2 separate regions of the Homo sapiens genome follow, and region 2 is linked to region 1. The links are chromatin loops, found by intact Hi-C in ENCODE. Cell type or tissue: PC-9. All regions are shown on one strand. Links, peaks and the distances in the headings refer to the core of each region. The heading gives the core; the rest is flanking DNA. Region 1 holds the start of PRAMEF12 (PRAME family member 12). Region 2 overlaps TNFRSF8 (TNF receptor superfamily member 8).

Evidence for each region. Hi-C counts contacts between places; a loop is a spot of excess contacts. Peaks named below come from ENCODE experiments on the same cell type or tissue, not always from the same donor. Only the 100,000 strongest peaks of a DNase experiment are listed, where the experiment ranks them.
Region 2: a loop joins it to region 1, with 8 times the contacts of the local background. A loop is called at or near these places in 2 of 110 quality-filtered maps.

What each region holds. Positions count from the first base shown.
Region 1 is chr1:12,767,238-12,782,532 of GRCh38, reverse strand. PRAMEF12 (PRAME family member 12) reads right to left here and starts at 8,795. Exons shown (of 3, transcript NM_001080830.5): 1 at 7,379-8,795; 2 at 6,415-6,990; 3 at 4,627-5,522. The coding sequence starts at 7,665. The coding sequence ends at 4,934. In PC-9, for the core only: no CTCF peak of the experiment used is centred there; no DNase peak of the experiment used is centred there; H3K27me3 peaks cover 645 bases.
Region 2 is chr1:12,109,938-12,125,232 of GRCh38, reverse strand. It overlaps TNFRSF8 (TNF receptor superfamily member 8), which reads right to left. Exons shown (of 15, transcript NM_001243.5): 6 at 15,029-15,192; 7 at 13,219-13,335; 8 at 9,504-9,656; 9 at 1,856-1,949; 10 at 1,406-1,518. Among named protein-coding and RNA genes, the nearest start is that of MIR7846, 49 kb to the left of the region's middle. In PC-9, for the core only: CTCF peaks have their summits at 6,225 and 6,434 (motif pointing left); no DNase peak of the experiment used is centred there.

The DNA.
Region 1 (15,295 bases), core at 2,692-10,691:
GATTATAAAGGGGAAATTCAGTTAGTGATCAGCTCCACTGTTCCCTGGAGTGCCAATCCAGGTAATAGAATTGCTCAATTATTGCTTTTGCCTTATATTAAAATTGGGAAAACAAAACGGAAAGGACAAGAGGGTTTGGAAGTACCAACTCTGCCAGAAAAGCCACTCAATGGGCTCGTCATGTCTCAGAGAATAGACCTGTGTGTACAGTCACTATTCAGGGAAAGCAGTTTATAGGATTATTGGATACCGATGCTGATGTTTCCCTTATCGCCTTAAATCAATGGCCAAAAAATTGGCCTAAACAAAAGCCTGTTACAGGACTTGTCGGTGTGGGCAGCGCCTCAAAAGTGTATCAAAGCACCATGATTTTACATTGTCTAGGACCTGATAATCAAGAAAGTACAGTTCAACCTATGATTACTTTTATTCCAAATAATTTTTTGGGCCGAGACTTGTTACAACAATGACATGCAGAGATTACTATCCCAGCCTCCTTATACAGCCCCACGAGTCAAAAAATCATGACTAAAATGGGATGTCTCCCTGGCAAAGGACTAGGGAAAAATGGAGATGGCATTAAAATCCCAATTGAGGCTGAGGGAAATCAAGAAAGAAAAAGAATAGGATATCCTTTTTAGGAGTGGCCACTGTAGAGCCTCCAAAACCCATTCCATTAACTTGGAAAACAGAAAAACCTGTATGGGTAAATCAGTGGCTGCTACCAAAACAAAAGCTGGAGGCTTTACACTTACGGGCAAAAGAACAATTAGCAAAGGGACATATTGAGCCTTCATTTTCGCCTTGAATTCTCCTGTGTTTGTAACTCAGAAAAAATCCGGCAGATGGCACATGTTGACCGTCTTAAGAGCCGTCAATGCTGTAATTCAACCTATGGGGGCTCTCCAACCTGGGTTGCCCTCTCTGGCCATGATCCCCAAAGATTGGCCTTTAATTATAATTGATCTGAAGGATTGCTTTTTTACCATTCCTCTAGCAAAACAGGATTTTGAAAAATTTGCTTTTACTATACCAGCCATAAATAATAAAGAACCAGCCACCAGGTTTCAGTGGAAAGTGTTGCCCAGGGAATGCTTAATAGTCCAACTATTTGTCAGATTTTTGTAGCTGAAGCTCTTCAACCAGTTAGAGACAAGTTTTCAGACTACGTCTTTCATTATGTTGATGATCTTTTGTGTGCTGCAGAAACGAGAGACACATTAATTGACTGTTACACATTTCTGCAGACAGAGGTTGCAAACGCAGGACTGACAATAGCATCTGATAAGATTCAAACCTCTACTCCTGTCCATTACTTGGGAATGCAGGTAGAGGAAAGAAAATTTAAACAACAAAAAATAGAAATAAGAAAAGACACATTAAAAACATTAAACGACTTTCATAAATTGCTAGGAGATATTAATTGGATTTGGCCAACTCTAGGCATCCTTACTTATGCCATGTCAAATTTGTTCTCTATCTTGAGTGGGGATCCAGAATTGAATAGTAAAAGAACATTAACTCCAGAGGCAACTAAAGAAATTGAATTAATTGAAGAAAAAATTCGGTCAGCACAAGTAAATAGAATAGATCACTTCGCCCCACTCCAACTTTTGATTTTTGCTACTGCACATTCTCAACAGGCATTATTGTTCAAAATACAGATCTTGTGGAGTGATCTTTCCTTCCTCACAGTACGATTAAGACTTTTACATTGTACTTGGATCAAATGGCTACATTAATTGGTCAGGCAAGATTACAAATAATAAAATTGTGTGGAAGTGACCCAGATAAAATCATTGTTCCTTTAAACAAGGAAGAGTTTAGACAAGGCTTTATCAATTCTGCTGCATGGCAGATTGGTCTTGCTGATTTTGTGAGAATTACTGATAAGCATTACCCAAAAACAAAAATCTTCCAGTTTTTAAAATTGACTACTTGAATTTTACCTAAAATTACCAGACATAAACCTTTAGAAAATGCTCTGATGGTGTTTACTGATGGTTCCAGCAATGGAAAAGTGGTTCACACCAGGCCGAAAGAACGAGTCATTGAAAATCAGATTCTGCATATGTAGCACAGCTACAAAGGATGTTGAGACAGCCCTAATCAAATATAGTATGGATGATCAGTTAAACAAGCCCTTTAATTTGTTACAACAAATTGTAAGAAAAAGAAATTTCCCATTTTATATTACTCATATCTGAGCACGTACTAATTTACCAAGGCCTTTAACTAAAGCAAATGAACAAGCTGACTTGCTAGCATCATCTGCATTCATAGAAGCACAAGAACTTCATGCTTTGACTCATGTAAATGCAACAGGACTAAAAAATAAATTTGATATCACATGGAAAGAGGCAAAAAATATTGTATAACATTGCACCCAGTGTCAAGTCCTACACCTGCCCACTCAGGCGCACTGGGACAAAGTTTTTCTGTGAGTTCATTATAAGAATGATGCCAGCAGAGAGAAATTTGGGAACCAACAGCTACAATGTCTCACATGTAAGAGGGCACCTCCTCATTGTTACGGGACTAGGGAAACCGTGGATTGTCTTTATTATTTCAGATGAGATGGAAGCTTTCCCTGCACTTGGATTATGTCCTAAGTAAGGACCTTTTCTCTAGAGAATGGAAAAGTTTTCATGGAGGTCTTAGGGCCCTTGTAAGCTTACTGCTCTAAAAGATAAATGGAATCTATTAGAGTGTCCCTTGGTAAGAGAACATAACTGCACACCTACTGCATATTGAATGAGAGTGGAATTTCTAGGGAATGGTAAGGTTAACAGGTCCTGGTGTTATCCCTGCGAGAACTATGATGGGACTCCAGTGAACCCCTGTGGCGTTACAACCCAGGCGTGTTGCTGAATTTTTCAAGTAAAGGCCAACAAGTATTGGCTCTCCTCATCAACAGGAATCCTAAGGAAGGCAGAGGAGAAATCTCTCACTGGGTACCATTTAGAGTCTGTAGTCACCTTACATAACAAGATATTTCATGTGAAGCCACAGTATATCTCACTATTACAATTTTCTTTATTGCATGTAAGTCTTGCACAAATCATTAACCTTGTCAGTTAGGTTTTATATCTGGCAGGATGGAAGGGTTACATGGATTGGGACAAGGAATTGTAAGTCCTTGTTCTATTAAATCTTCTCCAATTGGGGAAAGTCTTTGGATTACCTCTGACTTTAAGGGGTATTGGGGCAACATGGCCAATTATTTAGAATAGCCAACAAATGAATAGTGACACTCCATAAACATTTACATAATAGCAGATTTTTGGAAGTACCACTTAATATACTCCTGCTTTCATCACTAAATTACACCAGACGGTCTAACTAAATTACAGCAGATGGCACATGAGTCCCGTGGTTTGGAAATTTTTATCTCATGATCACTAGAGATGAATTCAGTCCTGCACTGCCCACCCCGTTCTTTGCTGGTTGTTGAGGTCCTGCTGTTTACAGGAATCATGATTAAGCGGTGGCGGCGTGTAGAAGCTGAGTCCCATTGCATGCCCTGGGTCCCTACTGCCTCCCTGTTATGAGGAATAGGAGGTGAGATTGAAGGATGAAGAATGCTGAGACTTTTATTAGGAGGAAAAAAGAAAGACAGGATGCATGTATTAAGCTTTTACTGTATGAAAGGCCCCATTCCAAGTCATAACCATGTACCATCTCACTGTGTCCTAAGAGGGTCCCACAGGCTGGTGGGCATAATCCTTCTCATTCTACAGGAAAATTGAGGCTCTTTCCTCAGCTTCCTGCCCAACAGCACCAGCCCCTGTGTCCTCAGCAGGGTCCCACACTCGGGAGCCTTTTGTGTAGGGTCCCTCAGCACAGCGAAGGTCACTCATCACCCACAGGCACTTGATCATTATCCACCCTCTGATGACGTGTGATACCCAAACACACTGCACTAGTCTTCCTTGAGAGGGAGAGAAGGCAAGTGTTATGGGAAAATCTCATCAATATGACCTAGCTCCCCAAAAGGATAAAATGTTTGTTAAATGTGGGCTAGAAATGTTTAAAATGTACTATATGCCTGCATAATTTAAGCATTTTCCCAAAAAGGGAATTTGGATGTCTTTATTGGCCACAACTATTTTAATATTGCAAGGGTCACTACCCTCCATGAGAACAAGCATGGGTTGGTGATGCCCTGAGGCTCCTGCTCATACAGTGTGGAGCTCCCCTTCCAGGGCAGAGGCCACACCTTGTGCAGTGAAATCCTTTCCCAGCACAGGTAATGGTCAGCAACTGAGCGTTCTGAATCCACCCATCAGGAGTAAACAGGGTCTAAGCATCTGGACAAAAGTGAGGGCCCTGCGAAGAAGGGGCTGAACTTCAGTGACTGACCCTCACTGCCCACCTAGAATGGTCCAGGCCCCGTAAGTGCATCTCACGTGTATTAACCCACTAAATAGACACATGCCCAGAGAGAAATTAAAAAAAAAGGAATTGAGCAAAACGATCACATTCCACTTTGATGCCTTTATTTCCTTGGGCTGAACCTCATTAATTTTAGAGAACTTAGTGCCTTTTGTCCCCCATGAGTAACTTGAGATTCCTTAGGTTAAAATTGTTAAGCCAGGTGAAGCAATCATGGAGGACACCAGACAGTTTCCACTCAGCTTCCCTTTATTTCTGACTGTTTCTTTACAACCATCCGTGCAGGGGTAACTGTCTCATGTGTCTCTCCTACCTGATTCTCATTCTAGCAATTCAGATTCCCATTTCTGATTCTCTGGGACACAGGTCTCTAAAGCTCCTATTGACTCCAACTCAACTTTTCCCCCAGTCCCTCCCTTCCTGCATCCCCTTTCCTTTCCGGTTCACATTGAGCAGGCATATGAAACGATGGGTCTGTGCTCCCTTTGACATACACTCATGGCCTAGGATTCAGTTGCCAAATGACCAGAAGAAAGCTTTAAATAAATCCACCCTGACAGCAGGCATTCAACAGACAGTGACTGGGCTCCAGGTCATAGGAGGCCCTGATGCCACAGCGAGGGCAGGGGACAGTGCTGAACACAATTATCTTGGGCTGCCTTAAGTCCCTCAGTGTCTTCATCAGCTCAGCCCCAAGTTGAGAAAATCTTCCCCAGCAGAGAGCACCCTGGGCATCATAACTCTCCAGAGGGGCAGGATACAGCTCCAGGCTTAGCTTGCTCAGCCCGACGGTGTGGCGCAGCAGGTTCTCCAGGGCGGCCATGGAGATGAGGTTCCCACAGAAGCTGAAGGTGCTGAGCTGGGAGCAGCGGCTCAGGGCAGGCAGGATGGCGCTGAGTTGGGAATCCACGATCCCACAGTCCTCTAAGTCCAGGGTCTGCAGGGTGGCCTCAGCTTGCTCCAGCAGAACTGAGAGGGGCTCAGGACTGAAATGGGTCAGTGTGATGCCCCTCAGGTCTAGCTCTTTTAGCTGACGGATGCTCGGGCACCAAGAGAGATGCTTCAGGTCCGACTCTGACAGCAGGCATTCGGTCATTACGACTGTCTCCAAGGGGGCCTGGAGACACCTGGGAGAGAACAAGAAGGAGTTAGAGGAGAGTGGTGGGGAAGACCTCAAGGTGAGAGATGACACTTTTCACAACCCAAGGCTGTTCTGCTTATCTGAGGATAATCAGCACCTGGGGTGTGGGAATGGAGACTCTGCTCATTCAGGGCAGACCCAATCGAGGCTCAGTCCTTCACCATCACTCGGGTGACTGGGTCAAGTCCATGAACTCTAATGCTCCCTTTCCTCATGTGTCAGGTAGAAAACCACATCTCTGGGCCACAGGAGCCCGATGGAGACACAGGCATAAATGACAAACCCAGGCAAGATCCTGCAACCTCAGCTGGGGTGGCCAGGCTGCAGGAGACCCTGACATGCCCGTATCATCAGCAAACCATCTATCACTTTCACCATTCTTCACTCCTGCTCCCTCACCCTCTATTCCATCATGTTTTGGAGCTCAAAACATTTTACTGACAGAGGGAGACACAGGATTTTACCTGTTCACTAGGCAGGTGAGGACAGACCTTATATTTTAAAATGGAGGGGTGTGATGGACATTCTCTTCTTTAGTGCCCTCTTCAACTCCCCATTTCCCATCGTCTTAACTTAGACACACATCCTCGGGAGGAATTCACGAATGCACCCTCACTAGATCTAAACCCTGCAGTACCTTCCTAGCATGGCAGCCTCTCTATAGCATCTAGCCCAGGAGATCCCGCTGGCTTATTGGGATGGATGTGTGACACCTATTTCAGGACAGAGCTGCCAACAGGACAATGCATGGACATTCTAGTGTCCCCTTCGCTGTTACCTCCTCACAAGCTGGCTCACAGTAGATACCCCCTGGTGTTTACAGTAATAAAGAAAGTCTTTGCTGCGGTCTGCAGAGAAAGCTCACCATACTTCCTCACCTGAGCAGCTGGTCCAGGTGGCCTTCGAGGAAAGAGACAGAGTGCATGTAAAGCTTCTGGAAGTAGTCCAGCTTGAGGAACTGAGAGGTGAACTGGATGACAAACTGCTCCTTCCTGTCTAGGGGAATGCAGGCAGAGACATGGATGTTGAAGAGAACAAGTTTGCGGAGATTCCTCATCTGGCCCAGGTAAGGGGCGAACCTTATAAGAATGGACAGCTCCCACGGGCAGCACACTTCCACCTCCTGGATACAGTCTAGCTCCACCGTGTTCAGGACCTCTATGATCCTGTGGATGGCTATTCCAAAAATCTGCAGCTCCTTGCAACACACGTGCAGTAAGCCTTTTCTCTGCTTGCCCCACTCTAAGAAGTGGGTGAGGCATTCATCCAGCGTCCCATTCTTGAAGCAAAGGTCTAGGATCACCATCAAGGGCTGCTGCCCACCCGGCCTTGGACAGTTCCCTGCTGTTCGTCTCTTACTCAGGGCCTCTGGGGAGAGTGCAGAAGCTCCAGACCATATGCCCCAGAAGTTCTCATCCACATTCCGCAAGTCCAACACTTGAAGTTTCCACCGCCTGTGGGTAAAAGAGAAGAGAGGCTCCAAATTTAGGAAGGATTTGAGCTTTTATCCACATCCCGGACATCAGCGACTCTCCTCCCTGCTGCTTCTCCCACTCTCTGTCTTTTCTCCATCCCTCTTTCTCCTTGAAACCTGCCTGGTCCCCACTGCTAGTGTCTTCAATTGCCACTGGCAGGAGGCAGGTTCCTGATCCTTCAGTGGACCCTGCATGGTGAGCAGTCCTTTCCCAGAGGAGCTGGACAATGGCCAAGGCCTCTCTGAGCTTCCTCCCCAGCCCCATCAGAAGTCTCTGGGCCACCCTTGGGCCTCCCACTCCTTCTGACCCAGCTAACCCTACCCTGGATGCCTGAGCCCTCCCCACCTGGTTAGCTGGGTCACCTCACCTGGGGCGAACCTTCTGGGCAAGCAGTGCATCAAGCCCCTCCAGCACAGCTCGAAAGATCTCTAGATTACATGACTTCATCAGGGACCCTAGAGGAAGGCAGGTGAAGGGCCAGGCCTGCACCATAGTTGTCAGGGTCTCGCAGCATCTCCTGGTAAAGGCCTCCATGAACAGTGGGGGAAAGAGCTCCCTGGGCAGCTCCTCCAGGGTGGGGATGGCCAAGGCCCGGTCTCTCAGCAGACTCTGCTCAGCCAGCTCCAGGAGTCTAGGTGGGGCCTGGAGGCTCATCCTGATGAATCTAGAGAAAAAAACATCATTCTTACGGCAAATCACATCACTTCATCATCTCCTAGTGCCAATGTCATTGCTCTGGTAGAGGTGGAAAGGTAATTAGTTCACCCCAATTCCACTCTGCACTTTCTGGACACAAATCTGTAATTCTGCCCTTGCTGGTACCATAAAGAATGTCTTCCAAACAATGAGGAGAGGGCAAGGTAACCACTGGCCCATTCATTTTCAACCATTGCTGCACTAAATCTCAGTAACACTGGGAAGCGTTGCTGAGGATCCTGAAAGCTAAGCTCCACCTTTTTGAGAAAATATTTCTTGTCACTTACCACCCTAAAACAATGGGAACGAGAATGTCCTGTGGCCCCACACAGCCTACATTCTCAGTTCCCACAATTGACATGCTTGCAGAAGACTAAAGGGACTCCTTGGAATCAGCGCCATTATTTTTTATTTTGAAAAATTGTAACAAGAAATTGTAAAAACAGCATGACAGTGTTCTAGAGCCTGTGAAAGTTAGGGATAAAAACACTAACTCTCAGATGAAGGTTCCAATGTTGATCTCTTACACAGACTCACAATGACCCACTTTGGGATGGAATCTAGGGGAAAAAAATGGGTCCCATGTTCAGAACAAAGACTCCACTCTTGAGAATGGCCTATGGAATATCTTTAAGGTATTAGTAAAAACTAAGGCCTAACATGTAAAATCACGATGCCACCAAGTCTATGAACTATAATTTAAGGGCACAAAAACCAATTATTTCAAATGTCACGAAATAAAAATTCAACCAGTTGTAACTTTTTAATATCTCTTGTTAAAAAAAAAACTGCTTCAATAAGAATTTTGAAATGACAAAAACCAAGCACAAATCCAATTTTGGGGGATGAAGACAAAACTACATTTAGAGGAAAAATCAAAGCCTAAATTTGTTCTTCTGAAAACAGACAAGAAAATTCTCTCTGCCACCTTGGGCTGCATGTCACCATCCCTGACTGGCTGGCTGGCTGCAGATCAGATGGGCATGACCCTAAGGAGGTGGTGACTTACCAGATCTGGACTCAGTTTGCAGGGTGCTGCAACCTCTCAGAGAACCGAGCAGTAGCTCCAGGTGTCAGCGCCTTGGATTCTCTCCTGTGCACCTTCGGGAGCTTTTATGGACCTTTCTAACCACACCCTCCCCATCTCAACAACCAACTTCCAATCAGAAAATGATGTCTGATTAGATTCTGAAGTTCCACCCAGTTAATCCTGATTGAGTTTGCGACTTTCTTCTGATTAATTGATTGGATCAGATATACGTTTATGAAAGTGAAAGATATAAATAATAGGGTGAAAGTCCACAACTCATTCATTCCTTTATTCCACAAACACTGATGGAGTTTGACTGACATGAGAGCTTCATAGTGATGCAGGAAAGGGTTGAATCTGTTTCTGGCATTTGACAGAAAAAACAAAACCTGAAGGTATCTTTGCTGGGGGATCTTTGGCCACATAAACATTATCAAAATGTCTCAGAGCTAAAACAGCTCTAAGAAGACAGTAATTTCATCCCTAAGAAAGCAGAATAAATATCTCTGCGTATCCAGTGGTCAGCTGGGATTTACGCTTTCTAACATGGTAGATCATATGCCCATTCAGGTGGCAGAGGGGAACCACTGAGGGTGTGATTGATCTCAAGACGAAGGTTCAGGCTTCTCCGGAGGAAATTAAACCAAAATTACAAAGTGAGGTGGGGGCTGGGCAGGATGGGACCGGGTGTTCTAATGGGACCCTGGGAAGGAACCAAGACAGCATAAAACATGGTGGGTATTTTGTGGGAGAGGAGACGGAAGGATTGAAAGACTCCATTTAGATTGAATTCAAAAACTGAAAAGGAAATAATTACAAAAGAGACACTGTAGACTCAAAACACAATATTGCCTTTGAGGGCATGGGACGAGATACAGTCTTGGTCACCTCTAGAAGGTAAAGCGTGTTTACTCACAAAAATGATGGGCACCCCTCAGAAAACCAGCTTCGGGAGATTGAATCTGAGAATGTGAGCTGGGACAGAGGCCAGACAGAAGCACAGTGGCCAGGCCTAAGAAGGGAGACTCCCCCAAGCTGGAAGCCACAGAGGGTGGAAGCTGTGGGCTCTGCAGGACATGGGGGAGAAATGCACAAGGGTCCGTGTCTCCCTGTCATGGCGCTATGGTCTGGAAATCTTTCCTTTAGACTCAGGGATCTTCCCACAGTGGAACATTTCCCAGCAACCCTCAGGTCCAGGCATTTCCCAGGGCCCTTCATCCTCATCAATCCCATCGGCCCCTTTCCAGGTATATTTTGATCATTAATGTTTTCTCATCCTTAAAGTCCTCTCTTGTCCCTAATATTGAACATAGAGATTCTGATCAGAACAACAACATTAGGCATATGAAGAAAACTCAGGCCAGGCACGGTGGTCACTGGAGTCCAGGAGTTTGAGACCTGCCTGGGTAACATGGTGAAACACTGTCTCTGTAAAAAAAAAAAAATCTACCTAGACATGGTCATGTGCACCTGTATTCCCAGTGACCCCATAAGCAGAGATGGGAGGATTCCCTGAGCCCAGGAGGTCAGTACTGCAGTGAGCCATGATCGTGCTGCTGCACTCCAGCCTTGAGACCTTGTCTCAACAGAGGGAAACCCAACAGAGTGAGACCTTGTCCCAAAAAAAAAAAAAAGAGAAACAAAGAAAATAAGAGAACTCAGTTTTTCTCTCTTTAAGCACAGTGCACACATCCTAGTACATTTCCCCACAAAACCCAGAGCTCCGTATCACGCTGCAAGCTTTGTAAGCTTAGGGGTGGCTCCCATCCTGGGCAGAATCACACCGTGATTCTTCTGATGTTTTGGGATACAAAGTAGCAAGAGCCTCCCCCACCCCAGAGAATCCTCCAGGCCTTTCTCTCCCATTTTTTATGACACCCAAACAGCTCTGAGATGCCACTGGCCCACCAAAGCTGGAGTTCTTCGAAGGATGTTCTCCATCTCGGAATCTTTCTGGAAATGTTTTCTCTCCACATTTCTGACCTCACTATCAATGCCTTATGTGTGCAATCAAGTTAAACTGAAATGTACTCAGTGAGGCTTCTACTTCCCAGCCCCTTGCTTTGTGAACCTGAGGCTGAGGGTGAGCTCAGCACCAAGGATGGTCGTGAGCATCTCTGTTGACTGAGCATCCACGAGACACAGCAGGGGCTGAGTACTTTTCACCCAGCTCTCCCTCACAGAGACCTCACCTCTCCCTCCCAGTGAACCTAAGGTATGTTGCTCTTTCCCGCATTTTTAACCTGGTGACCCTGAGACTCGGCCAGGGAGAGGAATCTGCCCATGTTCAGGCCGCAAATGATTGGCAGATCCCTCAGGTGAGGGCTCAGAGGATCCCCCAAGGGGTTCAATAACCTAAATGTTACAAAGAACTGATTGACAGCCTTTTCCTTCCTACCCAATTCAGGGAGTCTTGCACCACCCCCAGGACCCTGGTGAGAATCCTGCACTTGGGGGCTTTTCTACCATATCCTGTCGCCTGTTCTTCTCAAGGTGCTTGTCTGCTGCCCAGGTCAGAGCAGCCTTCGCAGTTCATCTCAAGGAACCACCTGACCCCTTCTCCACTCATGGAATCCCCACTGGGATCTCAAAGTTTCCCCCAGGCCCTTGCTCAGGGTCTCTAGAATATTTCTGAGCTTCTGTTTTCCTCTCCAGGTGCAGCCTTTTCAGCTCTAAGGCTGGGCCAGAGGCGCCTGGAAAGGGTCAGGGCAGCCCACACTCTGCATCTCAGGAATATCAGCCCATCTCTCCTGGAGCTTGGAACATGGCCATGATGCTTGAAGACCCTTTCCCTGTCATCAGCAGTAATGAAGGAATTCTCCCCAAGTTCTACTGAGGTATTCTGGTGAACATAGCAAGGCACAAAGCAGGGAGCTCCTCAGCTGCTGCTGTGGACCTAAAGAGGCACCTGGGACTGTTGCAGGGTGACTGACCTTGCCTGGCTTGCAGAGGAAGACCTGACTCCTCTGGTTCTCCTAGGGATTCCAGGCTGATGGGAATCCCTGGGAGAGGTTCCCGGGCAGGGGCCTTCCCTTTCCAAGCTCCCCTGGCCCAGCCTGAAAGCTGACAAGCTGCACCTGGGATGCGATAAGTCTGTTTTCTGTCTGAGTCAGATCACTTCTTGCCCTACCAGGGGCTGCTCCTTTTTTCCTCTAATAAGGATCTGAGGAGAGGGTCACCCTCAGAGCAGAGAGTTGATGCTAGGGAGGTGCTCGTAGCACCCTGGGAGTAGGGGACGTTCTTGGGACTTGTTGCAGGCTGGACAGAGCCAGAGGAACTAAGGGAAAGAGCAAAGCCAAGTCAGGGAGTGAGTGGCCAGAGGAGCTTCTGAGGCTGGAATAAGGGAGAAGGAGGGAAGTGGCAGCAGGGCAGGGGCCAGGTTCTCTGGCTCTCACAGAGCCATGTCCCTGAACGGCTGCAGACTTGTGTCTGAGACCCTGGGGGGACTGGGGCCTGGATATGACACTGTGAGTTCCCAAGGCCGTTTGTGTGCCCTGGTCTGCATGAGGTTCCAGGGGCTGCCCCACCGTGCCCCAGGAGCACAGAGTCAGGCCAGTGAGGAGTCCTGGGGAGGGAGAGTAGGTGGTGAGTGTCCATCCTGAATGCAAAGACAAGGGACAGGTCAGAGGGAAGCAGGCTTGGCGTGTGGCCAGGGGAAGGGATGCTCTCTGAAAATTGTGCATTTCTGTCTCCTCACTCATCACAGCCTCGTGGAACAGGGAGGATTAGGCTTTTCAGGAGGGAATGAGGCAGAACGGTGTCGGGCCCAGAGTCCCTGTCATCCAAGAGACCCCAAATCTCCTCCTGCAAGCCAGAAGAATGTCTTGGGGCATGGAAGTCAAACCAGGGCCCATCAGCCTGCCCAGCACCTCCCTGTGGAAGGAGAAGGTGCACATTGATTCTTGGTCAGAAAAATCCTGCCACGTCCAGTGCTGAGGAGCATCACGAGGCCCTGGAGGGGAGACTCTGGGTCAAGTTTTCAAGGAATATTCTGGCACATTGGACCCCCCAACACGCAGTGCCTTCCTCTCCCTCCTTTCCCCTTGATTCATTCAAAAACCTTTACTGAGTGCCTGGGATGTGCCATCTACTATTCTCGGTGCTACTGACAAAGACAAACAAAAAGCAAAGAATCTGGAAAATGAACCCAACACAGTACACGTGGCTCAGCACTGCAGCCCAGGTCAGAAAAAAATGACTGTGCAAGATGAAATGTGCAGAGTGATCTTAATAATCCATGGGGAAAATGACAGATGTCCTATGTCCTTTAATCACTTTTTGTTGAAGATGAAGAACTCTCACTGCTGAATATAAACAGACAGGTAAGTGGAAAACATTAGTAAAACTAATGTTTATTAAGTGCAATGCGATTCAAAACACTGAGAATCCAAGGGCTTTATTTCTTTGAAACAACTTGCCAGGGCAGTTTGAACAGTGATCATCTTCCTCCTGGGCACAGCACTGCAGAGGCAGCTGGTGTCTTCTCCCCCTTGGAGAATTCTCCTAATTTCTTTAAGTTGGGGTGGGCCAGGGAGTCTGGAGGAGTTTGTTCAGCTTGGGTTGGGGGTGCAGGAGGAGTTGGTGGAGTGCCTGTGGCCACACCCCTGGCCTCTGGGATCAGGAGGAGACAGTGGGGCCAGGACCCAACCCCTGGTCTGTGCTTCAGGTGATCCCTCTCTCTCCTTTGGATGTGGGGTTTGGGAGCAGGTTAGGGGTCCTCGCCCATCCCCACTGGCTCTTCTAGGGAAGATACATCTGTGGGACCTGCAGGTGGCCCTGTGCAGGAAGGGATCCCAGAACCCACACAGGCCCATTTAGAGCAAGGTTTCCTCCTGCAGACAGCAGGAACCCTGAGCCTCTTCACAGCTCCCAGAGCCTGGGGTTGGGGACCCACTTGGAGGCAAATGCATGGAGCTTTGGCAAAGGCAGGGCTGCAGGAAGGAAAGGATGCAGGGGTCCCTGGAAGCTCCAGGGCCAGAGGAACTTGACAGTAGGGGAGGCATCACTGGGAGAAAGGTCCAGGGCTCCTTCCATGCCCTGAGGTCCCAGCAGGTTTTCCTCTCTCCCAACTCCTCCCTGGGCTCTTGCATCTGGGAGTCAGGGCTGGCTCAGCAGGAGCCCTGTGGGGGAGTGGGAAGGACATAAGGCCTCAGGATCTTGAGTTCAACTTTTCACATCAACCTCAAATGAAGGATTTTACCAAGTGCCCTCCTGTCCACAGATCCCAAGTCTTCTTGCTGAACTCATGGGAGATTTGTCCTACCAGGGATATGGGGGTTTTACTTTTCTCTGCTATGTGGCCAGCTCATCCTGGAGAGCTGTGACTTTCTAGGTGGTCACACACATACACACATACATACCATGAGGTCATTGCAGCAATGCCCACTGGGCCTGGGGTTCTCCCATAGCTCCCAGCTGATAAAAGCCTCCTTTCTACTCATTTGGGACCTGGGGTCATCGGCCTCCTTCTGTCTCATTTCACCCAACATTTGTCCTAGTCCCTGCCAAAGTGCTGTTTATTTTAATGCTTTGTAATAAAATTCCACAGTCAGAGGCTTGTGTGAGAGCTGGGGTCCAGAGCATCAGGTCTAATGTTTACTATGTTTATTTTCACTGCACAATCTGTTATTCCAAAGAAATTTTACAAATAAAATAGAAACACACGATCTGCCAGCATTACTCTGATACCAAAACCAGACAAGGATACAACCAAAAAAGAAAACTACAGGCCAGTATCCCTGATCAACACACATGCAAACATCCTCTAAAAATACTAGCTATCCAAAATCAGTAACACATTAAAAAGGTCATTTACACTCATCAAGTAAGACTCATCTCAGTGGTGCAAGGATGGTTCAACATATGACAATAAATAAATGTGATTTATCATGTTAGCAGAACCAAGAACCGAAATGATATGATCATTTCAATAGATGCTGAAAAATCATTCAATAAAATCCAACAACTCTTTATGATAAAAGCTTTCCACAAAGTGGGTATAGAGGAACACAATTCAAAATAATGAAGGGCATTTTTGACAGACCCACAGCCAACATCATACTGAATGAGGAAAAATTGAAAGCCTTTCTTCTGAAATCTGGAACAAGACTGGGATGCTCACTTTCACCACTTTTTTTCAACATAATACCGGAAGTCCTGGGCAGAGCAATAAGGCAAGAGAAAGAAATAAAGGACATCCTAGTTGGAAAGGAAGAAGTCAAATTAACCTTGTACACAGATGACATGATCTTATATTTATAAAAACCTAAAGACTTTAACAAAAAGTCTGTTTCAGTAAAATTGTAGGATACAAAGTCAACGTACAAAAGGCAATAGCACTCATATATGCCAACAGCAAACAATCTTAAAGGTTGTTAAAGAAATCAAGAAATCCCTTCCATTATCAATAGCTACAAAGAATATAAAACACCTAGGAATTTATTTAACCACAGATGTGAAAGATTAATACAAGGAAAACTATAAAACATTGGTGAAAGAAATTGAAGAGGATACAAGAAAAAATGGAAGGGTATTTTATGCTCATAGATAGGAAGAATT
Region 2 (15,295 bases), core at 3,284-11,283, 660 kb after region 1:
CTTTTGTCACTTACAGAGATCATAGAGCTAGTGATTGCACTTTATTGAAGTCCATGTTTAGATGTTTAAAAAGTAGTATATGCCAGTTAAGTGCTTCTCAAACGTTAATGTGCACATGAGTGCCCTGGAGATCTTGTTAAAGTGCAGTTTCTGATTCTCTAGGTCTGGGATGGGGCCCATAATTTGCTTTCCTAACAAGTTCCCAGCCGGTGCCAATGCTGCCAGACGGGACCGCACTTTCAGAAACTCTGGCCGGAGCACTACTGCCACCTCGTGTCAGCCACTAGAACTGCAAGTCCTAAAATGAGTAACCTGGCATCTTTCCCTAAGAGCTAACTCTTGGGGGTTTTGTTTGTTTTGTTTTGTTTTGTTTTGTTTTGTTTTGTTTTGTTTTGTTTTGTTTGAGACTGATTCTCATTCTGCTGCTCAGGCTGGAGTGCAGCGGTGCAATCTCGGCTCACTGCAACCTTGCAACCTCCGCCTCCCGGGTTCAAGCGATTCTCCTGCCTCAGCCTCCTGAGTAGCTGGGATTACAGGCGCGCGCCACCACGCCTGGCTAATTTTTGTATTTTTAGTAGAGATGTGGTTTCATCGTGTTGGCCAGGCTGGTCTCAAACTCCTGACCTCGTGATCCACCCACCTTGGCCTCCCAAAGTGCTGGGATTACAGGCGTGAGCCACCGCGTCCAGCCTAAGAGCTAACTCTGACAGAGGCCGTCTACAATGCTACACTGCTTATAACCCTGCACGGTCTCTGCCATTACCATTGTATAGATGAGACAACTGAGGCTCAAAGGCTCGAACAACTAGTCAAAGTCATGAAATCAATCAACAAAGACCTATTTTCTGAGTAGCAATTATAAGCCACGAGGATGAAGCTGTGAAAAAAATTCCTGCCTACAAGAATTAAAGAATAGTCACTAGCAGCCAGGCGCAGTGGTTCACACCTATAATCCTAGCACTTTGGGAGGCTGAAGCAGGTGGATCACCTGAGGTCAGGAGTTTGAGACCAACCTGGACAACATGGCAAAACCCCGTCTCTACTAAAAATTAAAAAAAAATTTAGCCAGGCGTGGTGGCAAGCGCCTGTAAACCCAGCTACTCGGGAGGCTGAGACAGGAGAATCTCTTGAACCTGGGAGGTGGAGGTTGCAGTGAGCCAAGATGGGTGCCACTGCCCTCCAGCCTGAGCAACAGAGTGAGACTGTTTCAAAAAGAAAAGAATAGTCACTAGCAAGTGCCAGAGCCACAGCACCAACTCAAGAAGCCAGAAACCTGGGGTCAACCTTAATCCCCCTTCTCAGACCATACCCACAAAGGAGAAGCTCCCTCCTGGCTCCCCCAATCCACACTTCCCCAGGAGGAAGCCCCTGCTGGGAGTAGGGGTGAGTGGGCTGGGACCATTACCTGCATCCAGAACGGGCTTCCCCGTGGAGGAGAGAGCGACGGGAGCGCTGGTTGGGATGGGCAGCGTCTTACTGGCCTGGGAGTCCACCAGCAAGCTCTGAGTGGGGCTGGTGCTGCGGGGAGAAGCCCAAGGCAGGAGTGATGAAGATGGGAAGAGGGAAGTGGGTCTTCAGGAATAATTCCCTTTCTCTGGAGACTGCGCAACCAGAGCCTGGGCCCCTAGATCCTCTGCCCCGAGTCTCTGCCAGGCATTTTGAGGGCAGGGACTGGGTTTCAAGGCCTTCTGGCTTTCCAATGGTGTCAGCAAAGAGATGGGCACACATTTAACAAAAGAGCAGCCCAGGCCCCACCTCCACCCCCAGCCCAGCTGCCTCCCAGGCATCCCCTGGGCATGGCAGGGACAGCTCCCTCCTGCAGCAGCCAAACAGAGAGAAGGGGTGGGGGAGTCACCTGGCAGGCGCCTCGCCATTCTCTGGGGTGGGGTTGCAGTCCGGCTGGGTCCCCAGGGGTGGCGCCTCAAAGGTGGTGTCCTTCTCAGCCATATCTGCAGAGGGGACGTAACATCTGAGAACCAGCGCCAAGGAGGCTGGTGTCTCCAGGAAAGAGTTAACCAGCAGGGACTGGTGGCTTCCAGCGAGGCAACACCGTGGGAGCTAAGACAGTCAGATTTGTGTTTCAAAAGATCAAAGTGGAAAAGCTGGCCAGGCACATTGGCTCACACCTGTAATCACAGCATTTTGGGAGGCTGAGGCAGGAGGACCACTTGAGGTCAGGAGTTCGAGACCAGCCTGACCAACACGGTGAAACCCCATCTCTACTAAAAACACAAAAATTAGCCAGGTGTGATGGCACACACCTGTAATCCTAGCTACTCAGGAGGCTGAGGCAGGAGAATCGTTTGAACCCGGGAGGTGGAGGCTGCAGTGAGCTGAGATCATGCCACTGCACTCCAGCCTGGGCGACAGAGAAAGACTCAAAATAAATAAAACAAAGTGGAGAAGTTGCTACTTGTCTCTAACAGCTGTGGTCACCCAGGAAGGTGAAACAGTGACGCTAGACCTTTTGCTTTTAAGAGAAAACTGAAATCGCCTAATGTTTAAATACAGCCTCAATTTTTAAAGTTTTTTTCTTTTAAATCAACTTTATTAAGGAATTATTTATTTATTTATGTTTAATTTTTTGAGATTGAGTCTTCCTCTGCTGCCCAGACTGGAGTGCAGTGGCACGATCTCAGCTCATTGCAACTTCTGCCTCCCGGATTCAAGTGATTCTCCTGCCTCAGCCTCCTGAGTAGCTGGGATTACAGGTGCCTGCCAACATGCCCAGCTAATTTTTGTATTTTTAGTAGAAACAGGGTTTCACCATGTTGACCAGGCTGGTCTCGAACTCCTGACCTCAAGTGATCCGCCCACCTCAGCCTCCCAAAGTGCTGGGATCGTAGGCGTGAGCCACCATGCCCAGCCTAAGGCAACATTTATATACAAGAAAGTATCCCCTGGCAGGGTAGGGTGGCTCCCGCCTGTAATCCCAGCACTTTGGGAGGCTGAAGCAGGCAGATCACTTGAGCTCAGGAGTTCGAAACCAGCCTAAGCAACATAGCAAGACCCTGTCTCTATTTTTAATAAGTAAAAATAAAAAAAGAAAATGTCCCTAAGTGTGTACAGCCTGATGAGTTCTGACAAAGGTAACTAACTCCAATCAAAATACAGAACATTCTCATCCCTCCAGAAGGTTCCCTAGTGCCCCTCCTCACTCACTCTGCCCCCACCTCCAGATCCAGGCAACCACCGATCTGCTTTATGTCACTATAGAGGAGTGTATCTGTTCCAGAATTTCATGTCGACAGAATCATGCAGTATGTACTCTTTGGGGTCTGGCTTCTTCCACTCTGCATAATGTTTTTGATATTCATTCAGCTTCATTCCTTTCTGTTGCCAAATGGCGTTCTGTTGTACAGATGAACCACTGTTTACATACCCGTTCGCTAGTTGATGGACATTTGGGTTGTTTCCAGTTTGAACTATGACGAACAAGGCAGCTGTGAGTATTCTTGTGCGTGCCTCTGTGTGAACGTATAATTTCATTCCTCTTGAGTGCCTAGGAAGGGTGGCTGGATTGCTATGCTGGCCAGACGGAATGTCTCTGAAGGCCAGTTCATAGCTGGCCACCACTGGTCTGACCCAGCTACCTTGTTTTACAGATGGAGAGAGCCGCAGGGCTGGAGCTACAGCCAGGAAACAGAGATGGCGAGTTCCAGCCCAGAGCACTCTCCTCTGGATGGCACTGCCTCCTGCCTGGGGACTGGGCACCTTCTTCAAAGCTTCCTGCTTTTCTGGGGCAGGATAATTTGGCCCACATTAGAAGTGGGTTATGCTCAGTCACTACACCTCTCCACCCCCAGAGCCCTGGTGGAGGCACCCCTTTTTGATGTGGTACAAAGCAACCCCACACACATACCCACATCTCCCCTCTACAAAGTGTTCGTGACGCCTCTCAGATTTTTCCTCAAATAGACAAAAAAGTAAAGCCAGGATTAATTTATTTCTTGCATTGTAGGGTTCTGAGGAACCCCCCTCTTTGGGGAAGGTCACTGGACTCTTACCTGAATTAGCTGGAGCCTGGAGACTATGGGGAAGATGATGCGATGTGTTATGATGGTTCCTACATGCTCGTTAATCAGTATTTGAATCAGTGTTTGAAAGGTCATTGGGTTTCAGTGAACACTTACTTTGAGTGGACTGGAGCTCTGATGCTCAAACCCATTAACTGTGGCTATTCCCAGTCAGCATCATGAGGAGAGAGCCCCCTGCCTGCTCTCCAAGGCAGCCTGATGTAACTAGACAGGCCCATGGTCTCAGCTGCTGCTGAAACACCTGCTGAAATCCAGCGACAGATCTGCTGTCCCTCCTGTATGTGCAGAAGGGGGGAACCTAGTATCCCTTGGGTGCCTCTCATCCCCTCTCTGAATATACTATACCTAACTTGTAACTTTCCTTCTTCCTCCCTGAGTCAGTGATCCTCCCCTTTTCCTCCTCTTTGGATTTGAAGGTGAGGAGAAGGCATTGTCTAGCCCCTAGTTGGTCTGCCTGTGTTCTCTGGTAATGGCCTACTGGAAGAGAAGAAAAGAACCTGCCTACTCAGCCTCCATTTAAGAACTAAAAAAAATATTATTTACCAGATGGATATACTTCTCTTTAAATCCAAACACCCAGTCCTTGGGCCATTTAAAGAATTGTCTCAGCATCAAGGCCAAACAGATTCTCTTTTTGTACATCCAGCAATCGCTTAAAATCAGGTGAAATTTCATCTTCATATTTGGACTGTATATTTCTTGTCATCTTTTTCTTTTCCCGGGAGTTTTCAATTGCCTTTCTTTTTCTTGTTGATAAAAGGACAGTGTGCCCTCACCATATCCTCAGGCTTTTCAACTCTACTAATCATGAAATTTACTACAATTCTCTCTTCTATTCCTGGGAACACTTCCTCGGAGCCTTCCTTCCATTTTCCTGCTCTGATCTGGCTCAACTGGTCTATACCACATCATTCTGGGACTTCCCTTCCTTGCTCTGCTAGGATGGAGTGCTGGTCTCTAGATTCCATGGCTTCCTGTTGTTTTTCTTTTTTGCCCCCTCACTTAGCTGAATTACATCTTCAAATATCTTCCTAGGAGAGGATATAGGAAGAAAAGCCTTCTGGACCTTTTATGTCTGAAAATGTTTTTATGCTGCCTTCAAACTTGATTGTAATTTAGCTGAAGTGACTGTAATTTAGCTGGGTAAATTCTAGGTTCAGAACTAAGAAGGAGGTGGGTGGGTGGTGTCTTCCAGTGGAAGTACTCTGGGCTGACCCTTGGGATCCCTGCATTCTGGTTCTAGCTTCGGCCCTGTGCTTCTCTCTGGGTGTAAAACGAAGGGGTTGTATCAGACCAGAGGTATCCAGCTTTGACTAGTCCTCAAAAACATTCTGACTATGTGACCAGCACAATGACCTAGCCACTCCTCCTAGGTATTTACCCATGAAAAATGAAAATATACATCCACCCAAAGACTTGTACAAGAATCGGCCAGTCATGGTGGCTCATGCCAGTAATCTCAGCACTGTGGGAGGCTGAGGTGGGAGGATCGCCCGAGCCCAGGAGTTCAATGCTGCAGTGAGCCAAGATCATGCCACTGCACTCCAGCCTGGAACACAGAGTGAGACCCTGTCTCTAAAAATAATAAAAATAATAATAAAAGATATAAGATAAATTCATACATGTTAAAAAAAAAAAAAGAATATTCACAGCTGTTTTCATTCATAATAGCCCTAAACTGGAAACAACCCAAATGCCATCAACCGGCAGGTAGATAAAATCATGGTGGTGCATCTATTACATGTAGCGTGGGTAATTTCCATTAATCCTGCTTTGCTCTTGGTAGGTCCTTTTGACCTGAAGTCTATGCTTCTGGTCAGGTGCACAGAGAAATTGAGGCTGCCACTGTGGGGGAGACGCCTGGAGCACTTTGGGGTGCCAAAGACCTGTGGCTGGTGGGGGATGCACAGAGGGAATCAGGGAGTCAGGACACTTTTGCAGACATGAGGCCTGGCACGTGCCAATGTCTGCATTGGGAGAGCCACATCAAGGTGGTCACCAGGCCAGGCAGCAGGAGCAAGAAGAAACAAATGGCCGGGCGCAGTGGCTCACGCCGGTAATCCCAGCACTTTTGCGAGGCCGAGGCAGGCGGATCACCAGGTCAGGAGTTCGAGACCAGCCTGACCATCATGGTGAAACCCTGTCTCTACTAAAAATACAAAAATTAGCCAGGCGTGGTGGCGCGTGCCTGTAATCCCAGCTACTCAGGAGGCTGAGGCAGGAAAACTGCTTGAACCCGGGAGGTGGAGGTTGTGGTGGGCCAAGATCGCGTCACTGCACTCCAGCCTGGGCGACAGAGTGAGACTCTGTCTCAAAAAAAGAAAAGAAACAAACAAACAAACAAAAAAACAAATGCAACCAGAAGCCTCCTTCCTCCTGCGATGGCCCTCTAGCGCCCTCTGCTGGCAAGGCTTAACTGCATGCTCCCTACAGAGGAGAAAGGCGGAGCCATCGTTGATGGCAGGGCAGGGATGGAAAGGTGAATGGAGAACCTAGAGATGATGGGCTGATCACAAGCACACTTTCTAAAAAGCCTTTTCTTGCCCTCTGATCCCATATTGTTCCTTTTCATAGCATTCTGTGCCCACCTTATGGATGTAACGACTTCGTGAATTTTTCTGCAGACACGAATTTAATGTTGCTAAGTACTCTTCTATTCCTGGATTTATCAAAGCTTCATGTGTGGTAAGAATTTCTGGTTTCGTATCTTTTTATTCTCCTTTGTAGGGCTGGTTTTTCTTACAAATCTTTGCTCATTCATATTTATTTTAAAAGGGTTATGCTTGGCCGGGTGCGGTGGCTCACGCCTGTAATCCCAGCACTTTGGGAGGCTGAGGCAGGCAGATCACCTGGGGTCAGGAGTTCGAGACCAGCCTGACCAATGTGGTGAAACCCCGTCTCTACTAAAAATACAAAAATTAGCCGGGTGTGGTGGTGCACGCCTGTAATCCCAGCTACTTGGGAGGCTGAGGCACAAGAATAGCTCAAACCCAGGAGGCAGAGGTTGCCGTGAGCCGAGACCATACCACTGCACTCCAGCCTGGGCAACAGAGCGAGACTTTGTCTCAAAAAGAAAAGGGTGGGGGGGGAGGGTTATGCTGCATCCACCAATAGATAAATGTGGCATCTATACACAATGGAATACTACTCAGCCATCATAAGGAAAGAAATCAAGTCTTTCGCAGCAACATGGATGGAACTGAAGGCCATATTCTTAAGTGCAGACATTCAGACACAGAAAGACAAATACTGCCTGTTCTCACTTCTAAGTGGGAGTGAAATACTGTGTCCACACGGAGCTGGAGAGTGGAATAAAAGGCAACAGAGACTTAGAAGGGTGAGGGGGTGGGAGGTATAGGTAGGTGGACCATGAGAAATTATTTAAGGGGTACAATGTATGCTATTTGGGTGAGGGATACCCTAAACGTCCTGAGTTCACCACCCAATCTAAGCATGTAATAAAATTACACTTGTACCCCATACATTTATGCAAACAAAATAAAATCCTAAGGACTCTACTGAATATTCCAGTCACTGAGCGGGGACAGTTTCTTCTGCTGTGTTAGTATGTCCTGTTCACAATGGGTCTCTTCCCTGAGTAGGAAGTTGGCCAGGGAACCCTGGGCCCATGGGCGGAGAGTGTGAGCTGGCAGCCTCCATTTCAGGGTGATGGGGTGTGGCTAGCCTGTTGACAGGTGCACTTCCAAATACCCAAGTAAAGAGGGCTTTACAAACAGAGTGACAGCACCCCACTAGTGGCCCGAACTTTCCCCGGATATTCCTTCAATGTTCTGACTCAAGAAGACAATTGTTGGCCAGGCACGGTGGCTCACACCTGTAATCCCAGCACTTTGGGAGGTGGAGGCGGGCAGATCACTTGAGGTCAGGAGTTCCAGACCAGCCTGGCCAACATGGCAAAACCCCGTCTCTACTAAAAATATGAAAATTAGCTGGGTGTGGTGGCGGGCACCTGTAATCCCAGCTACTCGGGAGGCTGAGGCAGGAGAATTGCCTGAACCCGGGAGACGGAGGTTGCAGTGAGCTGAGATTACACCACTGCACATCGGCCTGGGCAAGACAGCGAGACTCCATCTCTAAAAAAAGAGGAAAAAAAAAGACAATACTGGGGATTAAAAACTCAGGCATCATCTGTGCAAACTGGTCAGTGGCCATGCCATGCCATTGTAATACATTTTGAAGTTGTGTTTGAAGATTTAGTAGTCCCAGGCCACTACACCTCACACCTCTCAACTTCCCTCCCGCTCTTCATCTGCCTGCCTCTTCCAAGCCCAGAGCCTCTCTGGGGGTCCTAGAAGCAAGTCACCCCTCACTTCTCTGGCAGCCCTCACAGAGTCACATTGGGTGACCTTCCCTCCACTTGGTTTTTTTTCTTTTTTAGGCAGAGTTTCGCCCTGTTGCCCAGGCTGGAGTTCAGTGGTGCAATCTCGGCTCACTGCAACCTATGCCTCCCGGGTTCAAGCGATTCTCCTGCCTCAACCTCCTGAGTAGCTGGGACTACGGTGCCCACCACCACACCCAGCTAATTTGTGTATTTTTAGTAGAGACGGGGTTTTGCCATGTTGGTCAGGCTGGTCTTGAACTCCTGACCTCAAGTGATCCACCTGCCTCAGCCTCCCAAAGTGCTGGGATCACAGGCGTGAGCCACCACGCCTGGCCATTCCCCTTGGTTTTGTCACCACTCTTCCATCTGTTTTAAACCACCTGGAGATTTGTTAAAATCTCTCAAAGCCCTTAAAAAACAAAAAACAACAACAACAAAAAACTGTCAGGGTTTTAGTTTCCTGCACACTGGTAAAGCCAACCGTCCTGTTAGAAATCTCTTCAGAAACTTGATATTCATCTCTCTAAGTCAATAAAACAGCCTTGCAAACAGGTCAAGATTTTACCAGCCCGGGGCTGGGCATGGTGGCTCAGGCCTGTAATCCCAGCACTTTGAGAGGCCAAGGTGGGTGGATCACCTGAGGTCGGGAGTTCGAGACCAGCCTGACCAACATGGAGAAACCGCATCTCTTCTAAAAATACAACATTAGCCGGCTGTGGTGGCGAATGCTTGTAACCCCAGCTACTCAGAAGGCTGAGGCAGGAGAATTGCTTGAACCCAGGAGGTGCAGGTTGCGGTGAGCCGAGATTGAGCCATTGTACTCCAGCCTGGGCAACATGAGCGAAACTCCATCTCAAAAATATAAAGATTTTACCAGCCCAATAATTTCAGGAAGAATTTTTTTTTAATCAACAGAATCTCTTGCCAAAATGCTAAAACTGGATTTTATCATTCCATTCACTGAGTCTGACTACTCAAAGGATAACCAGAACCCAAACCTGACCTAATGAACAGCCGAGGGTGTAGGTCATTTGCCTCCACCCCTGGCTGTTGGTGGGGAGAGGCACAACAGTGGGGGCACAGACTCCACCCTGTGGTCGAGGCCTGGGGTGGGAACTGCTTACCCTGGGGCTTGGTGACCGTCTCTGCTGCACAGATTGGGTAGGGGACACAGCGGGCACAGGAGTTGGTGGCTGATGTGGCACAGATCATGCCAGGTCGACATTCGCAGGTGCGGGAGGAGTTCCATGCACATGGCGTCTTCTCCACAAGGTCATCTAAGGGACACAGATGAGGATCACGGAGAAAGATCAGTATGGCAAGGGCAGGGGGTCCAGAGAGCCCCCAGGAAGACAGAGAAGCAGTTGTCCAAGGGTCATCCAACAAGAAAATAAATGCTCGTCTGACTATGCCGTTGAGCAGCTCTCCCAGCATGCTCAAAATAATTCTGCAGGGTGAAAGAAGGCAGGCAAAAAGCGAGGGTATTCTGTATGTCGCATTTACATGCAAGCTATTGCATGGTGACCATAAGCAGGGGATGGGAAATGGTGACAAGCAACCCGAGGTAACTTTTAGAGGGGGATGGCTGGTTGCTCAGCTGCATGCATTTGTTAAAACTTATCAGATTGCATCCTTTAATCTATGCACTTTACCATATGCCCACTATCTCTCCCTAAAGCTGTTAAAAGAAAGTCCTCCAGGGGACGGGGTGAGCGGGCATGGGTGCAGAGGAGCCAAGACTGGCCATGACTCCATAACCGTTTAAAGCTGGGTGATAGTACGCAGCCATCTCTGACTCACTCTACATCTGAATATGTTTGAAATTTTTAATAATAAAAAGATTTTTTGGCCAGACACGGTGGCTCACGACTGTAATCCCGGCACTTTGGGAGGCCGAGGCAGGCAGATCACAAGGTCAGGAGTTCAAGTCCAGCCTGACCAACATGGTGAAACCCCGTCTCTACTAAAAATACAAAAATTAGCCATGCCTGGTGGCACGTGCCTGTAATCCCAGCTACTCAGGAGGCTGAGGCAGGAGAATCACTTGAACCTGGGAGGCAGAGGTTGCAGTGAGCCAAGATAGTGCCACTGCACTCCAGCCTGGGCGACAGAACAAGACTCTGTCTATTTAAAAAAAAAAAAAAAAAAAAAAAAAAAAAGATTTTTTTTCCTCCAAAAGCAAAAAAAAACCATGTTAGAGGTATTATTTTTAATAAGTGTAATAATGCATTTGTACGTATTCGGGAATATTTTGCAACGCTCCACTTAGAGGTAAATACAGAACGACTGCATCAGTAGATTAGGCAAATGGGACCTCTCCGCGAGGGTAGATCTCAATCAGCAGGATACTTAGAGACCCAGCATGATAATGATAAGGGCTGGACAGTCTCTTCTTACAACATCCAGAGCAAGGGAACTGGGCAGGATTTGGGGAATTTGTGCAAAGGGTGTGTGTGAGCTCAGCAATGAATGAAACCATTTGGGACAATGGCAGCTATTATCATTATTATTATAGCTCTTAAGATAACTGAGTATGTGTGAGACAGTAGTCTCAGCACTCTACCCAGATTAACCTACAATCATGTATTCAATTCTCACATGGTTCTCTGAGATAGATAATACTATGCCCATTTTGCAGCAGAGGAAACTGAGGCACAGAGAGGTTAGGAAACCTGCTTGAGGTTATAGGCTATCAAGTGGGAGAGGCGGGATCTGAACCCGGCACTCGGGTTCTAGAGCTCATGCCTTTAGCTACTAATACACCACTCCACTGCCTCGTGGGGTTTCAGTTAGGAGAGCTGAAGGAATTACTGGGCCCAGAGCCAACACCTCTTTCTCCATATGTCCACATGGTGGTTGTGGCAGACTGTATTTCCCCAAAACATGGCTGCAGTGATGTTCTGGCCCTTCCAGAGCCTTTGCCACCTACCTGTCAAGAAGTACAACTGTTTTCCTTCCCTTGGTCTCAAGTGACATTTGTGGTTGCCTCAACAAACAGAAAGTGGTAGAAGTTCTGTGTGACTTCCAAGGCCAGGTCATAAAAGGAGGGGTGGCTGCTGCCTCTGTCTGTCTCTCTCTCTCTCTTTCTGTCTCTCTCTCTCTCTTTCTCTGTCTTTCTCTCTGTCACACTCTATCTCTGTCTCTCTCTGTCTCTCAGTCTCTCTTTCTGTCTTTCTGTCTCTCTCTCTCTCGCTCACTCCGTCTCTTTCTCTTTCTGTCTCTCTCTCTCCCTCTTTCTGTCTCTCTCTCACTCTCTCTCTCCCTCTCATTCTGTCTCTTTCTCTCTGTCTCTCTCTTTCTCTCTCTCACTCTTTCTCTCCCTCTTTCTGTCTCTCTCTCACTCTCTCTTTCTGTCTGTCTCTCTCTCTCAAGACTTTTATGGCCGGGGGCAATGGCTCATGCTTGTAATTCCAACACTTTGGGAGGCCAAGGCCGGCGGATCACTTGAGGCCAGGAGTTTGGGACCAGCCTGGCCAACATGGTGAAACCCCGTCTCTACTAAAAATACAAAAAAAGAAAAAAAGAGAAAAAGACTTCGCCTTTAGAACCTAACCACCAGACCATGAGGAAGCCCCAGGTAAGACACGAAGAGGCCGACATGGAAGGGAACCAAGGCTGCAGCCAGGAGCCAACATCAACCCCAAGGCAGGTGAATGAATGAAGCTTCAGAAGTTCCTGATCTGCAGCTTTTGGGCTTTCCAGCTAAGACCTCAGACATTGTGGAGCAGAGACAAGCTGTCCCCGCAGTGCCCTGTCTGAATTCTGACTCACAGAATCTGTGAGTACAAAGAATGATTTGTTTTCACAATTAAGTTTTAAGAAAATTTGCTATGCAGCCTTAGTAACTAGGACAGAGACCTCCAATGACAACAAACAGTGTCTGTGGTTCTTTTTGGCCTCCCCTGACCCTTCACTCTGCTTTGCTGCCCAAAAGCAGCTCTGGACAAGGAGACAGACACACATTCCCAGTGGCCTCCGTGAATAGCCAGGGCCTCTAACAGTCACAGCAGCCTGTGGCCTGAGCAACACCCCCTGCCCACATGCCCCTCGGGGTGCTGCTGGCGCTGGGAGGTTGTGATGGGCTGGGCACAGGGAAGCCCCACACCTGCATCGTGCTGTGTCTGTGCACTCAGTAAGTGCTTGTCAAAACAGCTCGCAGGCCGGGCATGGTGGCTCATGCCTATAATCCCAGCAATTTAGGAAGCCAAGGTGGGAGGACCATTTGAGTCCAGGAGTTCGAGAGCAGCCTGGGCAACATAGTGAGACCCCCATCTGTATGAAAAAAAATTTTTTTTAATTAGCCAGGCATGGTAGTGTGCACCTATAGTCCCAGCCACTTGAAAGGCTGAGGCAAAAGGATCATGTGATCCTGGGAGGTCACAGCTGCAGGGAGCTATGATCCCACCACCGTACTGCAGCTTGGGTGAAGGAGTGAGACCCTGTCTGGGAAAAAAAAAAAAAGAATAAGTGGCTCATAGGGGCAGCGAGTGGAGTGGACGAGAACCTGGAACCTGGTGGCACCTGTCTGGGTTCAAACTCCAGCCCACAGCCCTTGGAAGTTCCCTGACTTCCCAAAGCCTCCGTTTCCTCCTCTGTAAAAGGGGAATGATCACAATGCTTGAATCACAGAGTAGTTACAAACATTGATGAGCCGAGTTTGGAACAGGTGGGTGATTCACAAACGCTTCCTGGAAGGAAATAATATGCCAATGGAAGCCCTCTGAAAAGAGGCGACCCCCATCAAAAACCCACAAACATAAGGGGGAGTAGTTACTGGAAGTTCACGGTTCAAAAATGCAGAGAGGTAAACTGAGGCCCGGGGAGGGACGAGGCCCTTACCTCGAGAACAGCTCACGCAGGCCGTGCAGCGGCCGGCCTCGTCCAGGTAGTAGTCGGGCTCACACTGCTTTCTGCAATCACCAGACCCCTCTGGGCATGGCTGTGTTGGGGACAGACCTGGGGAAAGAAGCAGAGAAGCTGCAGGCCAGGCCGCCTTGGCAAAGGCCTCACTCCCCACCCAACCCTGAAGCCCCCCATCCCTCACCGTGGCCAGCTCCCAAACTCCGCATGTCAGCTCAGTCCAGCCTTTCAGAGGGAGTCCTGAGGCTCAGAGAGGACAGGAATGCTGCGTGCATTCCACACGAGAGGAGGGTACTCATTGCCCCCCAACCAGCCCCTGCCCACTGTTCCTCCTGAGGCCACCATGCCACAGCTTCCCCCAACCCTGTCTCATGGCTCTGTCACTCCCCTGCTCAAAACTTTGGGAACAGCTTCCCTGAGAGCTCAGCACACTAGCGTAACTCCTGTTCAGAATGGTATTGGGCAGGGAGGGGCTGGGTGCCTCCTGCCTCCCTCTTTTAAAGACTGGTGTGGGCCGGGCGCGGTGGCTCACGTCTGTAATCCCAGCACTTTGGGAGGCTGAGGCGGGTGGATTACTTGAGGCCAGGAGTTTGTGACCAGCCTGGCCAACATGGTGAAACCCCGTCTCTACTAAAAAAAAGAAAAGTAGCCAAATGTGGTGGCAGGCGCCTGTAATCCCAGCTACTCGGGAGGCTGAGGCAGGAGAATTGCTTGAACCCAGGAGGCGGAGGTTGCAGTGAGCCGAGATCACGCCACTGCACTCCAGTCTGGGCGACAGAGCAAGACTCACCTCAAAAAAACAAACCACAAACAAACAAACAAAAGACATCATAGAGAGAATAAGCAAAGCCATGGAGCGGGAGAAGGTACAACTATAGGAAAAGAGCTCCAACCCAAAATTGTTAGAAGTCCCACAAATCCATTTTTTTTACAAAACCAACCCAAGAGAAAGGAAAGCACATACACGCAAAGATGTATTTTTCTTTCTTCATTATAGTCAAAAGGCAGAAACAACCCAAATATTCAAAAACTGGATAAACAGAGCTCGGCATATCTACGCCATGGAGGGCTATTCAGTAATAAAATGGGACTAGGTTGGGCGCGGTGGCTCACGCCTGTAATCCTCCCAGCACTTTGGGAGGCCGAGGTGGGCGGATCACCTGAGGTCGGGAGTTCGAGACCAGCCTGACCAACATGGTGAAATCCCATCTCTACTAAAAATACAAAGTTAGCCAGGCGTGGTGGTGGGCACCTGTAATCCCAGCTACTCAGGAGGCTGAGGCAGGAGAATCGCTTGAACCCAGGAGGTGGAGGTGGCAGTGAGCCGAGATTGCGCCACTGCACTCCAGCCTGGGCAACATGAGCGAAACTCCGTCTCAAAAAAAAGAAAAAGAAAAATGACTGAGGGTCGACCCTTCGCCATGGAGACCAGGAGGGCATCAGATGGACACGTGCAGAGGCTGGCCAGCTGAGTCGCAAGTGTCACAACAGCAGAGTGGGACCCATTTCCCTCTGACAAACCAACGTAGAGGGAAATAGAGGGAGAGATGGGGCACGGGTGTCCGGCACAAGGCAGGCCCTCTGCACTGCTGGCAAATGAATGAGCCCTCTGGTGTCTACCTCTGCCCCTCAATGCTTTCAGCCCTAGATCATACCTTACCACCGTCTTCTCTCCCCACCAGGAAAAGACCACAGATCACTGCCCGCCTGCTCCAAACACCCCCACTCATGGGCCATCCACCAATCGAGCACCCCAGGGAGACGACCCACAGCTTCATGGGGAAATTACCTGGATCTGAACTAGGCCTTCCCACAGAGGAGGGAGAGTCGGGAGCCCTCGTCAGTTTAGAAGCAGCTTCCTGGGCGAGGCGGGTGCCCCCTCTTACAGGCATGGTGCTGGCACTGGAGGTTGCTGGGGACACCGGGGTGGGCTTGGCCTGGGGGATGGTGCCACTGGGGAAGAAGCCAGAGATGGGACTGATAATTCTGCCAATGGGGCAAGGGAGGCCTGTGCTCACGAGTAACAGTTTCCACAGAGATGGGGTCCCAGGCCCTT